2 separate regions of the Mus musculus genome follow, and region 1 is linked to region 2. The links are chromatin loops, found by intact Hi-C in ENCODE. Cell type or tissue: heart. All regions are shown on one strand. Links, peaks and the distances in the headings refer to the core of each region. The heading gives the core; the rest is flanking DNA.

Region 1 (8,054 bases), core at 1,810-6,809, 460 kb after region 2:
TCCTTTCAATTATATAATTAATAAATTAATTAGCTACAAGATCTTCCTCAAACTCACAATCGTCCTGCCGCAGAGTTCTAAGAGCTAGGATTTCAGGTGTTTACCACCATGTGCAGTGGTTTTTCTCTTTAAAGTATGACATTATAAACACTGTATTCTGTGGTGCACACTAGGCATGTGTTTTAGGAAGTGCATCTTCACTTCCTGGTTTTATTTTTTGAAAAATAAAATGTTTTTCTTTACATATTTGTTTAGTGGAAAGTATTGTAGGAGAATTAAATTTAAAACTTCAGATTTTGAAGTAGAAGTTCACAGAGCCAACCTTTTATAAAAGCAGGTTTCAGGGCGTCCTATGATGAGATTATTTTCGCTCCTCTTTTGTCCCTGGTTTGCATAAGCCCTTATTGGCCATCAGGGAGTAATTTAAGAGGGTCACTTGCTTAATCTGACCAGAACCACCTCACAGGCCGGTCCTCAAGCCAGAGGGACTCCTAGGCAGAAAGGAGGAAGGAAGGTCGCTGAGCCTGAACTCTGGACTCAGGACTGTTCTGCCCAGAGACACACGAGGGCGATTTCCCAGCACAGCGGAGGTCAGCGGATTTCTTCTTTAGTCATCACTAAAGACCTCTCACTTCAGGATTTTTGCTTCCTTTCTTGATCACCCCCAGTTGGCTCAGTGTCTCCTGACTGCAGTCACATGCCTTATCTACATTGGTGTTTGAGGTTTCAGTGGCCCAGCTTTGTGACTTCAGATGGTCCCTGGAAAGGGGACCCGGCTTCCCGCTGCTTTCTACCTACAGTTCTGCGATAACAGCGGCAGAACAACCCTGGTAGACCCCCATGGTTAACCTTCTACAGAGGAAGTCCTGCTGCCAGAGTCCCAGGACCTAGGCCCTCAGATGCTAACTCCAGCACGTTTACACGGTCTTTCAGAGTCTACAAGTTGCTGACCGCAGATTCCCACTAGGCTCCCGCAGCAGCTCTGAAGGCAGATAAAAAAGACCCATTCTACAGTTAGCGTGACTGACAGTGTGCAGTGTGTGCTTAGCAGGACCAGTGCATGTCCCTTCCCTAAGCCTGGCGCCGCGTCAGGTTCATGTTTGCTCCATCCTTTAAGTATGTGCAAGGCATGTTCATGCCTCCTCCACCACACACACTAAGCATGAGCTTTACCACTGAACTACATACACCCACAGCTCTTTTATTTTGTAAAGGTAATGGAGGTTCAAAGGTAAAATGATATAGTAGTAGTGGAAGAGCGGGAACCAAAACAGTTCTGCTCCTGTCTGCTCTGCGCACCTGCATACGTGGGGGGCGGGGGGGGGGGGAGGGGGCCTTAAGGTTGACGCTGAATTTTTCCCTCCCTCTTGATGGCCCTGGAGACCACCCTTTTGATTACTCTAACTAGTTCATTGTAGTTCATTTGCTCCAAGGATTCCCTGTCTTTGCTAACAGGGCACTGAGATTGCAAACGCCCGGCTGGGTTTTTGTTTTGTTTTGATTTTTGGCTTTTGAGACAGGGTCTCTCTACATAGCCCTGGCTAACCTGAAAATCACTATGTAGATCAAGCTGACCTCAGACTCACAGAGATCCACCTGCCTCTGCTTCCCGAATGCTGGAATTAAAGGTGTGTGCCACCAAGCAGGGAGCCCCCACAGCTTTTACTTGGGAAATCGGAACTCTAGTTCTCAGGCTACTCGGCAGGCGCTTCTACTGAATTGTTTTGCTGAGCAACAACTCACTTACGACTGCATTGGATACTTTTCTCATGGCAATGACAAAATAACCCACAGAAGCAACTCAAGGCTCATGGCTTTGGGGACTGAGGTCCATGGGGGATGGTTTAAGAGGGCGGAGCCTGCGGCTGAGCTACTCAAGTCGAGCTGAACCAGAAAGCAGAAACTATACATGCTGCAAATGAGACTAGACAGCCCTGTGTCCAGAAGTTTCCACAGCCTTGGAGAACAGGGCTGTCAGGTAGAGCCCATTTTCAAATCCATGAGCCTGTGGAGGAGATTTTCTATTTAACCTGGAACAGCGATGGGGTGGTTCTAGAACATCTGGAACCCGAGAGAGTGTAGTGTGGAGGAGGGGGCAGGGGAGGGGGTGAGGAAAGAGGGGTAAGGCTGCTGTGGCTCAGGGTTCCAGGAATTCCATCATACTGCCTGTCCTGTGGGAGCATCAGTTCCCAAAAGGTCCAACTGAGGCTGGAGATCTACTTCCAAGGTGGCTCGCTGCATGGCTGGCAAGCTGGTGCTGGCTGCTGGTGAGGGGTCCTCAGCTTCTCCCCATCGGGATTGCTGGAGTGCTCCCCACCACACGGTGGCTGACTTCCCCACAGTGAAAGCAGGACAGTCTTTATGACCTTGTCTGAGAAATCAGACCATCATTTCTGAGACCAGTTTTGCAGACAGCTGCTTGCGACAGAGGCGTGACATCAGGAGGCAGGGTCATTGAAGACAATCCTGGGTGTGATGCAGTGCTCCCGTGCTCCCCAGCAATGTGCAATGGCAGTGTTGGTTGAGAAAAAGAAAAGCACTCAACACAGAGAGATAGCTGTTTCATAGCAGAAAGCAACAACGTAGCTCTTAGGCTTTCCTGATGAAAGTCCTCCCCCCCTCCCCCACTTCTTCTATTCTGTGGTTTTGGGGATCAAACTAAAGGCCTCACAACGACAGGCAGCCTCCGCCACCGAGCAACACACCCTCAACCTCCCTGATCTCTTTCTGTTTTTGCTTTGTTGTTTGATTCTTTGGGACAAGATCAAACGTAGCCCAGGTGGGCCTTGAACTTGCTGTGTAGCCAAGGGTGGCCCTGATCTCCTGATCTTCTTGCTTTTGTCTCTCTACCACTGAGATTAGGAGCATGGGTCTCCACACCCAAACTCCTTGAGTTTGTAATAAAAGTTGCACTAGAGCAGGGCGTGGTGGCGCATGCCTTTAATCCTAGCACTCGGGAGGTAGAGGCAGGCGGATTTCTGAGTTTGAGGCCAGCCTGGTCTACAAAGTGAGTGCCAGGACAGCCAGGGCTACACAGAGAAACCCTGTCTCGAAAAACCAAAAAAAAAAAAAAAGTTGCACTAGGGGATTTTCGTCATCAATAGTGTGAACATTGGAAAGGATTAGTGTAAACACAGATGATTTTGGTTTGTTTGGGGCGGGGTGTCTTAGGAAAAGAAAAATTTTAAAATAAAAATAATTTTTGAGAAAACATGTTTAATGTGATTTAAACACTGTGGAATGTGTATACATATCAAAATATCACACATTATTTCCTTAACATGCACAATTGTATGCCTTTATGTACCAGTTAATAATTTTAACTAGGGCTGCGGAGATAGTTCAGTAGGTGAAGTGAGGATGTTGCATAGACATGAAGATTTGAGTTTGATCCCCAGGACTCAAGTGGAAAAGCTGAGTGTGATGGTGGTGATTGTAACCCCAGTCCGGGAAGGTGGAGATAAGATTCCCTGGGTGTCCCTGGCCAGCTACCTACCCACCCACTCGACCAAACTCCATCTCTCTCTCTCTCTCAGAGATACCAATTTTTAAATATATTTTATGCTGCTCTGTGAATGCAGTTCCCAAGGAGGCCAGAAGGGGGCATCAGATACCCCTGGCGTTGGAGTTGCAGATGGCTGAGAGCCATCTGACTGGGGCTTGACAACTCTTCAGTGCTGGGCAAGGGACCTAACTCCAGCCCTTAGGCAGGGTGTGGTGGTGCACACCTCTAATCTCAGAGCTCGGGAGGCGGAAGCAGTCTCTGAGTTTGAGGCCAGCCTGGGTGTACATAGTGAGTTCCAAGGCTACACAGAGAGACCCTGTGTAACCTTGTTTCTCACCTTTTTGAAACCTATGGTCTATTATTGTCATTCATTGTCACCCTACTATGACACAGTTATCAGGCACGGGGTTCTGAGAAGTTGGAGAACAGCTATGCTCAATCAAGGCCTTGTCCTCAGCCCTTCCTAACAGGCTCTATTTTATTGTTGTTGTTGTTGTTATTTGTTTGTTTGTTTGTTTCAAGACTGGGTTTCTCTGTGTAGCTCTGGCTGTTCTGGAACTTGCCCTATGGCCTAGGATAGACTTGAACTCATGAAGATCAGACTGCCTCTGCCTTCCTAGTGCTGGGATTTTAAGGTGTGTTCCACTCCCACCTCCACCTCCACCCCCATCCTGCCCCAGGCCCTACTCCGAGTTTTGACCTGTAGGTTTCCCAGCTGTGGGTCACTTTTCGCGTCTTCCTTTTCCTTTACCGGAGGTCTGTTGGGGGCAGCTAGAGTTCAGCAGCTCTCTGTAGACTCCCTTCCCCTGTATTGTTTGTTCTCTGCACACATATGCCCTTTCCTAACCAAACAGCGCGGAGTCAAAGAAAGCTGAATAGGTCTCATAACCCCGTTTCCTGGTCACAAGACAGACAGTCGTCATCCCTGCCTTGTCTGCCTCCTGGTGTCTCGCAGGACCTCTCTATGTCCGTATTTGTTTCCAGCCGGGGTCCGGATGTAGGCTGAGCTTTTTACATTGCCCCTTAGACAGTCTCCAAGTCACACCTCCAGTCTTGCAAAAGGCTTATTGGCTACAGAGCCCGCTTTTCATGCTCACAGCGCCACCAAGTGGCTTACCTGGTGGAAGAACAGTCAATTATCTGGAGCGAATAGGATCCATCCAGGAGGAGCAGTCTCCTCACAGGGATGCCAGTGTTCCTGCTAGAACACGCCAATACAGACCTCCCTGACTTTTTCCGCTGTGACTTTGGTGTTTCTCCTTTCCTGTCTCTGAAGGAATGGGGTCTGTAGATAGGGAACTTAAGAAACTCTCTCATACCATAGTCTAATGACCCTAAGTTTGTATGGACCTGCAGCACATTCCCGCGGCACAGGTGCCTGGTTTCCATATCTCACCCCACCCCCACCTGCCCATCACCTGAGCTCGGTGCTACCTGCTCCTCCACCCGCGATTGTGCCTGCTGCATCTGCACTTTCCTGACACCTCTGCCTTCATCTCCTCCCGCGACTCCACCTCATTCTTCTTCATCAGCCCCTCCTTGCTGTCTGCACTCCACACCCCCTGCCCACACACCAATTCCGGAAACTATACCTCTCCAAACTCCAGGTGTCTGGACTCCTGGGTCCTCTAGGCCCAGACTGACCCACGGCCAGACGACTTTGGGCTAGATTCCATGTGCTTATCCTGACCATCTTGCCATCTGTGGAAAGAGATAGGGTGGGAGTCCATGTTGAAAGCAAAGCCTCCTCACTCAGGGCCTGCTTTGAAGCCCCGCCCCTGCTGAGCTTGTAGATTAGGGACCCAAAGCCTCTCCTGCCTTTTGACTCCAAGGCCAAGTTTCATCTTTCCATCTTAACCCAAACTATCCTGCATCTACGGAGGAGGACTCTCCTGTCCCCCAAATACTTCCATGTTCCTCATCTTCACAATGCAGAACACATACGCCTTTGACCCAGAAACATTTCATCAGCTACTCATCCTGAAACCCACATGCACTTCTGAAGGATGAGTGATAGACCCTTTCTCTCCCTCTGCGACAGATTAGAACAGATTAAAAATAGATAAAGGCAGGTTTATTAGGAGTCAGCTCTCCTGTGGGCTCACTGATCCCACAGGCGGAGGTCAGTGAAGCCACACACCTGGCCTAAAGCAAGAGGATTTCATAGAGTTTACTCGAGGAGTGATGGCGTGCCAGCGAGGCACTTTCCTGACACCTCTGCCTTCATCTCCACCAGCGAGGCACACCATGGACAAAAACAGCCCCTGGGCGGCCACTTTTAGGTGGGTGGTCAGAAAGGAGGAGAGATGGCTTCTAAGCCTGAGTTGTTTCCCTTGCAGGCTTTCCTTGGGTGAAGAAGAGCAAACAGGGTGTCTTAGTTTGTACAGGAGATAAGCAAGGGTTCCGACCAAACAGTGGGGATGAGATCTGCTCATCACCTCCACAACTCCTAACTGTAAAGGTGATGTGGATCTACTTCCATACAAAAGAGCTTGCAGGAAAAGTAAGAATCGGTTGCTAACTCCACAAGGGAAGAACTCCGGGCTTAGAAGCAATCGCTCCTCGTTCCTGACAACCCACCCAAAAGTGCCTGTCCAGGAGACTACTCAATTTTCAATGGATACATACGTCTAGAATAAAGACTCCTTCCTATGAAATACACACACACCTACACAAACATAACCACATACACACACACACACATACACACACACACACACACACACACACACACACAGAGAGAGAGAGAGAGAGAGAGAGAGAGAGAGAGAGAGAGAAGAGAGAGAAAGAGAGACCTACACAGACATAACCACAGACATACACATACACACACACACAGACACACACACACACACACACATGAAAAAGGGAGATAAGAGTTAGTTGCTCTAGATGTCAAGGATCCTATATGTTGATTATCTTTGAAGACAGTTGTTTTCTACCTCTAATCACTGAGCTTCTAGAAGCACGAGTCCTTATGTGTTCTTCAAGTCTAGCCCACATTACTCTTCCCTGCAGGACTCTGGCTCTCACAGGCTGAAGGGACTGCCCATGCTTTTTTGCTGAGAAAACACTTTAAAAAAAATTCTTTGACAATTTCATACATGCATGCAATTTATTTAGATCATTCTCACCTCTGACTCCATGTTCATATCCCACATATCCCCTCCAATCCCCCCCCCCCCCCCCCCCCGTCAATCCAGCAAGCACTGCCTGCTGGAGTGTTGCCCTGACCTGGTACAGGTGACCATAGCTACAGTAACTTTGAGAGTGTGATGTTCACACCCGGAAGACAGAATTCCACAGACTTCATTCCAGCCCTTCAGCTCCGACATTCCCTCTGCCTCCTCTCTCACAGTGTTCCCGGAGGGAGCTGGGGTGGACTGACACAGAGGCTGAGTACTCAGGTCACTTCTCTGTATGTCGATCAGTTGTGAGTCCCTGCATTGATGCCCACTGCAGAAAATGGGCCATCTGGCCCAGGGTGAGGGCAGCACTAACCTCAGAGGATAAAGGTAACTATTCAGTGGGCAGTTGGACAACATTTCGTTGTAGTAGAAGCAATTTAAGCTTATCCCCATCTAGCTTACAAATGAATGAGACTCAGACTGTGGTTGTTTTGTTTGGCTTTGGCAATTACTGGGATCACCCCTAATCTACTCTTCTAACTGCTGGCCTGGCTGCCTCCCCAGCAGTGTACCCCAGACACTTGCTGTTTCTCCTGGCCACGTGCTCACAGTCCATCTCCCCTCATGGAGGCGTCTTCTCTCTCCTCCTTCTCCTCCTGGTCTCTCTCTTCTTCACTCCCAATCAGGTAACTTAAAACCTACCTACCTCTAATCCTGCAAATAATTGGCTATAGCCAATTATTTGCAGGATTAGAGTTTTAAATCAAGGAACTAATAGTTTTAAATCAAGGAACAAGGTTTGCATAACAAAATCTTGTAAACATGACAATTCACTCATCGGCCTAGACCTTCAGGTACAGAATTTAGCATTACAATACATAGCGACAGACCAAACCACAACATGCTTTTACCATGCTCCTTGTGGTCTGGTATTTGCTTATTGACTCATGCATATGAATTCCTACTGATTGGAACTCTGAGGTAATAGATCCTGTCTAATTGAGTTTTAGATTCCTGTTAAAGGGAAATTGTTCTGACAATTGCCTAAACCTCAGAAAACAGTTTAAGACTAGCTCCGTGAGCTATGACTATTGGAGCTCAACTCCAATTGCAACAAGGCCAAAGGGGAGCATTTATAGCCAAGGACAGGATTAGGGAGCCAATGGATTGAACATTAATAAAGAACCTGAGGGGCATGGGGTTCTGGCTGAAGGCAAGCCAAAGACTTAGAAAGAACAAGGAACAGGGAACTTAATCACATATGGAGTGGGGTGGATATCAAAATACAGGGATTGTTGTTAAACTCACCCAGCAGGATTCTTTGCCAAGACAAGGTAGGCAAAGCTGAGGGGGGACAAAGAAGGGGGCTGAGGGGACTGGTTGAAGTTGGGTCACCATGGATATGGCTGTGTAGATGCACT
Region 2 (8,054 bases), core at 1,073-6,072:
GTTTTATGGTATGATAAATACCATTGAAAATGGTGAAAATGTAGTTTAGTCTAGAGCTTGTTTGAGAGATGTGTATTAAAGACAAAAAGTTGGCAGGAATCAAACTGCATGTTATGAAAAGCATGGGGTAAGGGGGAACCATAGGCTCCTGAAGGATGTGTCTAAAATAAGAAGGGAGCCAGGGTTTGAATTTCCTGGGAAGCGGGAAGAACAGTCTGTAAGAAGCATCCTTCAAGTGTGGGGAAGCAGCAGTTTGGCTGTGCTCATAGCTTACTGCTCCCCCTGGGCTAGGAAGCAGTGAGCGTGTGCGCTTCACAGGGTCAGGAATCGAGGCGAGTTTATTCCTATGCGGTATTTCTGGCACATGACCAGCAAGTGGTAAAGAGTTGTTAAGTGAATAAAAGAATGTAAGACTTTATGGTATTTATAGAATGGGACATAAGATCTTGTGTCTATCATTAGAAAACCTTTGAGAAGGACGGGTTGTCTTGATCTGTAGATTTTGGAAAGCTGGGTAATTTTTGTTGTTGTTTGTTTGTTTTGAGCTTCTTTTGTTTGCCAACCACAAAATTCTATAATCATAGTATTATCTACTTCTGCTTATCAGTTATGTCTCTTCGCCCCATGCAATGTGATATTAAAAGAACAGAATATTTAGAATATCTATAAAGACATCTCATTAGTCTCATTCAGTGGCTTTGTTAGAGATCAGCATACTGTGGCATTGGTCGTTCAGAGCAGCTCACACTCTGACAGAAGCCCTTGTTCCTCTAGGAGGAAAAGCTAGGAAGGAGCCTGAGGCGATCAGTGATGCAGGAGGGCAGTGAGGAACCCTGGGCAGGAGCAGGCCTGAGAAAGGAACCTTGACATTGTGTGCAACCCAGGTCTCTGGCTGTGAACAGAGTGAGCATGGAGCTGAGCCACCATGCAGCACAGGCTGTGGACTTCATTAAGCTACCAAGGTCTAAAAGCATGCTAAAAACCTCTGCACCAAATGTGTCTGCTTTCACAAGGGCTGTGATGCAACCAAAACTATAGAGTAAGAAATGTCACCCATTCTCCTGAGGACAGAGTCAAGAGGCACTCAGCCTGAGATGGCCCAGATGTTTGAAGGATTCTAAAGCAGTAGTTAAAACTGCCTAAGGAAATATGAGAAAGTGAGCACAAAGTGGGAACAGTACAGAAATCAGGTGGGGCTGGAGACATGGCTCAGTGGTTAAAGAGAGCTTGCTGCTTTCCAGAGGACCTGAGCTGGGCTCTAGCATCCTCATGGGGCAGCTTGCAACTACCAATAACTCCAGCTCTAGTGAATCCCATGGCCTCTTCATGCCTCCACGGGCACATGTGCACATGCTACAGCAGGCACACATGCACACACATACACCGAGTCAACAAAGTAAGTAAAAACTTTTGCAAAATGTTTGAAAATAGAAGAAAGCAATTAAAATTTGTATGAATTTGATCTTGTAAATTAAAGTTTCTGTTTCACATTTTACCCTAATTTTCTATTAACTTAAGCCAGGGTTGATATGTAGGATCAGCTTGAATTTTTAGGCACATATTAAAGTTTGCACATGTAATATGGGTTTTTAGCTGTAAAGTGCAGTTTTACATTTTACATGCAGTTTTCATTTCTGCTGTTTGATGGTTTCCTGTCACATGCTTCCATAATGCAGGAGCTGACTTAGAAACGACCTCATGACACATAAGGGCTTTCCAGGAGTGTCTCCTTGTCATAAGGAAAGAACTGTCTTTAACTGTCTTAAACCTTTGCCAGGCTGTCTTGTGGAGAGCTTAGGCTGTGCTGTCTGTGTCATAGTTTAAGCTTCAAATGATGGTTAAGCGTCACATACAATAGGTGTGTTTGGCTGGCACAAGCAAGCAGTTTCTAGGGACACTGATCACTAGGCATTCCAGAGCTATTGAAGCTGGTGTGAAGAGTGGAATTTTTTTCCTCTACAGGACTTGAGTGTGGGCTAGATATCCAAATTCCCTGTTGAATGGCTTCCCTGGAAATCATTTCCAAAACTTTTAAATCTTAGATGCTCTATGACACTGAAACGGTGGCTAAGTTTTGAAGTGCTATGTGTTTTTCAGACCAGTGAATGGAGACTGAGCTATATCAATAAGGACTTTTCTATCTGTCCTTCCTACCCACCAACTGTCATTGTGCCCAAGTCCGTCGATGACGAAGCACTTCGGAAGGTAGCAGCCTTCCGACATGGGGGGCGCTTCCCAGTCCTGAGCTATTACCATAAAAAGAATGGCATGGTGAGTATGAGGGCTGCCACTCTGCTGGCGGGTGGTCTCCTGTGGGCTGGATCCTTGAAAATGATCTCTTGTCTGTGTGGCTTTCCTCTGAAGTCAGGCCAGATTGTTCCTACTAGTGCATCCTTCATGTAAACTGCAGGGCCCCAGGAGTGGGAGCTTTCCCAAAGATGCTCTAAATTCTTTCTTACTGCTCAGCTTTAGAAAGGTTAGATTCATCTTCAGAGCATAGTGTGAAGGAAACTGCAATAGAAAATCTGGGATCCGGTAGGCCGTTCATAGTCTGATGGAGTGACACCACTGCTCCAATGTGGAGCCTCAGCATGTTTATTATGGACAGGACAGGGGAGGGCCCAGCTAGGTGAGAGGTAAGCTAGCAGGCTCTGCACTTGTTAGTTTTGCATATGCTGTCAACATTTATGCTCAGAGGAAGGGTGTGCCATTTCTCTGACCTGACCTTGGGCAAGATTTTGTCTATTTCCCATGAGTCTGTGGCATTGGTCTTTGTGACATGGCCTGCTCATATCAGCAAGACACTTCACTCAGGGCTTCCTAAGTTCCTCACAGGAGATACAGCAGTCTAGAGCTTGCCCCACGTAAGCTTTCCAAATTACTTTCTGCTTTTTCCCCTCCCTTCCCCTTCCTCTCTCCCCCTCTTTCTCCCCTCTTCCCCCCGAGTCCCACCCCCCCTTGGTTTTGAGACAGGGTTTCTATGTTTAGTCCTGGCAGGCCTGGACTTTTCTGTAGACCAGGCTGGCCTCAAACTAATAAAGATCCACCTGCCTCTGCCTCTGGAGTGCAGGGATTAAAGGTGTGCGCCACCATGTCTGACACTTTGTCCTCTCTTGATTTGCTTCTTATTCTGCAGCCCATATTAAATTAGACAGTTACAACTCTCTTCCATTGTCCTTCCCCCTGGGAATATGACAGAGGGATCAATGTGACAGAGTTAAAATTGTGCTCTTTAGTCAGCAGGCCACCTGTCCTGCCAGCAGTGGCATTGCTCCTCAGTTTTTAATCACAGTGTTTAACAACTGAGACCAAATGTAGTTTTGTGCCCTCTGGTGGCATCAATATAAAATCATTGCTGTTTATTCTGAGCCAAACAGTAGTATCTGCCCTGGGTGACAGGCTTCATCAGCTCCTGCAGTCCCAAATAAAGGAAGGCACAGGTAATGCATGTAACGGCTGCACTGGGGAACACCTCAGGTGGGTGGGTGCAACAAAGCTAGAAAGCTGTGTGGGTTTCAGATGTCACTGCTTTAGATTTAGGGCGTACAGAGATTGGCAAAGCCTAATGGTGTATCCTGCAAGGTTTTCCTCTTAGTCACCAGGCTATTGGAACAGATCCAGAGATGGGCAACTGCTGTGGAGAAACAAGTTAATGGAGGAAGGATGTGCACTGGTTCACAGATTCGATGTTTTAGTCCCCGTCCTGCTGCCTCCACTCCTTTGGGCTTGTGGTGAGGTAGAACACCATGATGGAGGGAGTGTGGGGAGAAAGAGGCTCCTGACCTCAGCAGAGAGACAGGAAGAAGAGGCCGGGGGGGCAGGGCTATCCCCTAATCACATCCCTAAATACCTGTTTACTCCAGCCAGGCCCCACCTCCTAACATTTCCTCTGCCTCCCAAAAACTTAACCACAAACTGGCCGCAGGCGGGGTTGAACTGTTTGCGAGTGGTGAGAACATGTGATGAAGGTTTTCCTGAGACGTCTCCAGTCCATTCCCTGGAAAGAGACTGGTCTAACAGGCACTGAATTCTTGAGAAAAGCTTAGAAAGCAAACCTTTCAAATGCATAGATGGTCGTCTTCAGACAGGCAGTCTCAGAATAGAAAAAAGGCCGGCAGAGGGCAGTAGAGGGTAAGTAATAGACAGGCAGCCCCAGAACATTGACGATGACTCCCCAGAAAAGGATGCATGTTGTTCACTTTGTTTCTCTTCATAATTCTTGCCTTCTAACCCTATGTGTATGGAGGCGAAGTTTGCTCTTTCCTCCAAGATTATGTTAGTCTCTTAGATAAAGTGATAAAGATATAAAGAGGGGACAGAACTTATGGATTTTATCCTGTGTTTAAGTGTTGGGCATGAGACTAAGGTCCAGAAAGTGGAATTATCAAAGAGAAGGGTGTGGACTTCTGGGCTGGGGCAGTGAAGGCACTGGGCAGTCAGTTGGTTGGGGTAGAGAGGAATGTATATGCAGTCAGCCGGGTTGGTTGGTTACACAAATGAAGCCTCCCTGGTCCAGGAATATCATTGTATAAAAGTTCAAGGCTTATCTTTGTTTTTATAGTATTAGCTGTTGCTAATACATGTAGAGTTTTGTGTATGGTACACTCATCAGAATCCATGACAACGTGCCACAGATTGTTTTTGAGAGACTCCTGATGCAGCTCCTTCTCAGGAACTTCAACTGGCTGCTACTGAATTGTTACCATGTGTGCTTCCAGGTGATTATGCGAAGTGGTCAGCCCCTGACCGGCACAAACGGGAGGAGGTGCAAGGAAGACGAGAAGCTGATAAATGCCACCCTCAGGGCAGGAAAGCGTGGCTACCTTATTGACACCAGATCCCTAAATGTGGCCCAGCAAGCTAGAGCCAAAGGAGGTGGCTTTGAACAGGAGGCTCATTATCCCCAGTGGAGGCGGATTCACAAGTCCATTGAGAGGTAACAGTCAGGGAGATGGAGCTCCCTGTAGACTGATTGCAGAGGGTGATCCCTGGCTGTTCAGAAATCACAGCCACTCCACGGAACTGAGGGTCTGCAATAGGCTGGACAACTTATTGGGGGTTCTCTGCTCCATCTGCTTTACCCAGGTTTAGTGGACAAAAACGTATGTCTGTCAGTGCATACAGCTCTCACCTCATAGGGAGAAAAAGTGAGTTTATTCTTGAGCCAAATACAGTGGCCTTGGCCCAGAAACACAGATTTGGGTTCCTCCAAATGACATGTTCCAGTGTGGAAGTGACTTCATGAAGTTTTCATAGTCGTAGGATAAAAGGCATGAAGTAAGGCATTTTCCAGGTACATTGGTGAGAACATCAGGTGGGTGGGTTACCGCCAGCTAGCAGCTCTCAGGTGCTGTCTGGCAGCATTTTTAGCTTTTATGCTAGTGGTTTGCTAAGTTAATGGATTCCAAAGGTTTACCAGTGGTGGAAAGGTTAGGTCAAACAAGATGGGCAGAGTGGATGGCGCCTAAAGGACAAGAATTAACCAAACATAACTTGACTGGGAATATGCAACATTCCAACTCCACAATCACACTGTTCAAATCAGTCAGTCTTGACTCTTTCACATAGGTGTGGCTACTTTCTGCAAACTTGCATTCATACCATTGTGTATGATGTACTGTTTAGATTCAGCTGTAGGTTGTGAAACGTTAAAGCAACATATCCATCATCTTACCTGCTTGTCTTTGGCAAGAGTATTTGTGTCTTCTTTGTCAGCAGTTTTCAAGTGGCCCTGTAACTGCTGTGTGTTCTGTAGAGCCAGCCTCTCAGGTCCATGGCTTACAGCATCCTAAGAGAACAAAGCAAGGGGACACATATCAGTATATAAAAGCCAGAAGAGAAAAAAAAGAGGGCTCCTAATTCAGTCTATCATGCTGTGGCAGTATTGGGACTTTTGGAAAGTCATGAGACAAGCCAGAGCTCCATAGACTTAGCTGTCGGCTTGATAAGTCCTTTCCTGGGAGAGGATGGCTGGACTGCCTCCATTCTTGGCATGGCGGAGTGTGTGTCCAGGCCCAGGTGAGTTTTAGGATTGTCCTTTTTCTCCTTCTGGCACTGCCATTACACTTTTGTAAAGGATTATATACAGTCTGTAGATTGATTGGGTAGAAGCGTACCCTATTTTCCCAGCCCATGAACATGAGATCTCTTTCCATTGATTTGTGTCCACATTAAGTTTCTTGAGCATTTTATAACTTTTAGTGTACAGATCTTTTTACAGTCTTGAGTAATTCACTCCCAAGTACGCTCTTCTTTTTGTTGAGTTTTCTATTTCTTTTTACATAGTTCACTGCTAGGATGTAGCAATATGCCTGACTGGGACTAGGGAGACAGCTCAATCAGTTAAAGCTTACAGCATGAAGCCCAAGCTCAGCTTTCCATTACTCACGTAAAAGGCCAGGTGTGGCAGTGTGTACCTATAGTCCCAGTGCTGGGGTGGGAGAGACTGGAGGATCCAAGAAGCCCATTGGCCAGCCAGGGTAGCTGAATCAGCGAGCTCCAGGGTTAGTGTCTCAAAAACTGTGCTGAAGAACAATCAAATCAGACACCTAACGTCAACCTTTGGCTTCTATCCATATACTTGTAAATACCTGCCTCTACAGTCTCTTCTCTGTCTGTCTGTCTGTCTGTCTCTATCTCTTCCTCTCTCTGTCTCTCCCTCTCTCTGTCTCTCTCTCTCTGTCTCTCTCTCTGTCTCTCTCTGTCTCTCTGTCTCTCTCTATCTTTCTCTCTGTCTCTCTCTCTCTCTTTTTTTTCTCTCTCTCTCTCTCTCGCACACACACACACAGAGCCCTTGACCTCCTGACTAATATATGTTGGTTTTAATCTGAAATTTTTTCTAACAGATTTTTTTACTGGAGTCTTTAGAATTTTCCATTTATAAGATACTTTTGTTTGTAGAGGGACAATTTCACTCCTACTTTTGATGTACTTGTTTATTTCTTTCTGTTGCCCATTGCTCTGGCTGGTACCATGATGAAAACATGCATTCTTGTGTTGTTACTGATCTCCAAGGAGACCCCGTGGACTACCCCATGGAGTATGATGTTGTCAGTCTTGTGTGGCCTTACTGTGTTCATGTGCATTTTTCCATAGGTAACTAACCAGTTAGTGTCAGGAAAGGAGCTTCCCTGTGTCTGTTGAGATCCTTGTGTTTTCTGTCCCATACATTGTCACATGTGTTAACAATTTCAGTTCTGTCCTTGTGTATGAAAGTTGTGGTCCTGGGTGATGTTGCTTTGAATGTGCTGTTGAGCTCTGTTTGGTAGTGTTTTGGAGTTTTTTATATCCGTGTTCACCATGGGAACTGGAACTGGCCAGTGATCTTGTCGGGTTTTTTTTTTTTTTTTTTTTTTTTGATAACAGGGTTTCTCTGTATAGCCCTGGCTGTCCTGGAACTCACTTTGTAGACCAGGCTGGCCTCGAACTCAGAAATCTGCCTGCCTCTGCCTCCCAAGTGCTGGGATTAAAGGCCTGCGCCACCACGCCCAGCTTGTGATCTTGTCTTATTTGTCCTTGTCTGGCTTTGATACTAGAGTTGGGCTAATAGGTAGATTCATGGCACTCTCTCCAGGCTTTCAGAAGACAGGCAGGACTGACATTTAGTTCTTCACGTGTTCCATGGCCTGGGAACCCTTCAGGACCTCGGCTTTTCTTTGATTGCAGATTCCTGGTTTTGGTTACTGACTCTGGTTATTGTTGTTGTTGTTGTTAACTTGTACTGTTCATGTTTTTGCTTTTGTTTCTTCATGATTCGGTCTTGGCAGTTCTGTTTCCCCATTTTCTCATTTTTTTAGGGTATTCAGTTTGTGGTATATGATTGCTCATAGAAGTCCACAATCCTTTTTTCTTTCTCCGTTTGAGGCAGGATGTCACTGTATGACCCTGGCAGACTTGGAACTCACTATGTAGACCAGACTAGCCTCAGACTCACAGAGATCTGCCTGCCCTCATTATTCAGTTTGCCTACCTGGATTAAATAAAGGCCCGCCCCTATGCCACTCCTCTGCGCCTTCCACTCCTGTGCTATCAGCTGCAGTGTCTCCTCCTGCGAT

Evidence for each region. Peaks named below come from ENCODE experiments on the same cell type or tissue, not always from the same donor. Only the 100,000 strongest peaks of a DNase experiment are listed, where the experiment ranks them.
Region 1: it touches region 2 in a loop (2.3-fold over the local background); 3 of 42 quality-filtered maps call a loop at or near these places.

What each region holds. Positions count from the first base shown.
Region 1 is chr14:63,072,912-63,080,965 of GRCm38, reverse strand. It overlaps Gm35908 (a long non-coding RNA gene), which reads right to left. Exons shown (of 4, transcript XR_874690.2): 3 at 5,098-5,206; 4 at 3,591-4,622. Among named protein-coding and RNA genes, the nearest start is that of Gm35908, 6.1 kb to the right of the region's middle. In heart, for the core only: CTCF peaks have their summits at 3,595 (motif pointing right) and 4,616 (motif pointing left); DNase peaks (open chromatin) are centred at 1,875, 2,655 and 4,445; H3K4me3 peaks cover 1,007 bases; H3K27ac peaks cover 2,895 bases.
Region 2 is chr14:63,531,209-63,539,262 of GRCm38, reverse strand. Mtmr9 (myotubularin related protein 9) reads left to right here. Exons shown (of 10, transcript NM_177594.1): 4 at 2,098-2,271; 5 at 4,719-4,936. Among named protein-coding and RNA genes, the nearest start is that of Mtmr9, 8.7 kb to the left of the region's middle. In heart, for the core only: CTCF peaks have their summits at 3,341 (motif pointing left) and 4,108 (motif pointing right); no DNase peak of the experiment used is centred there.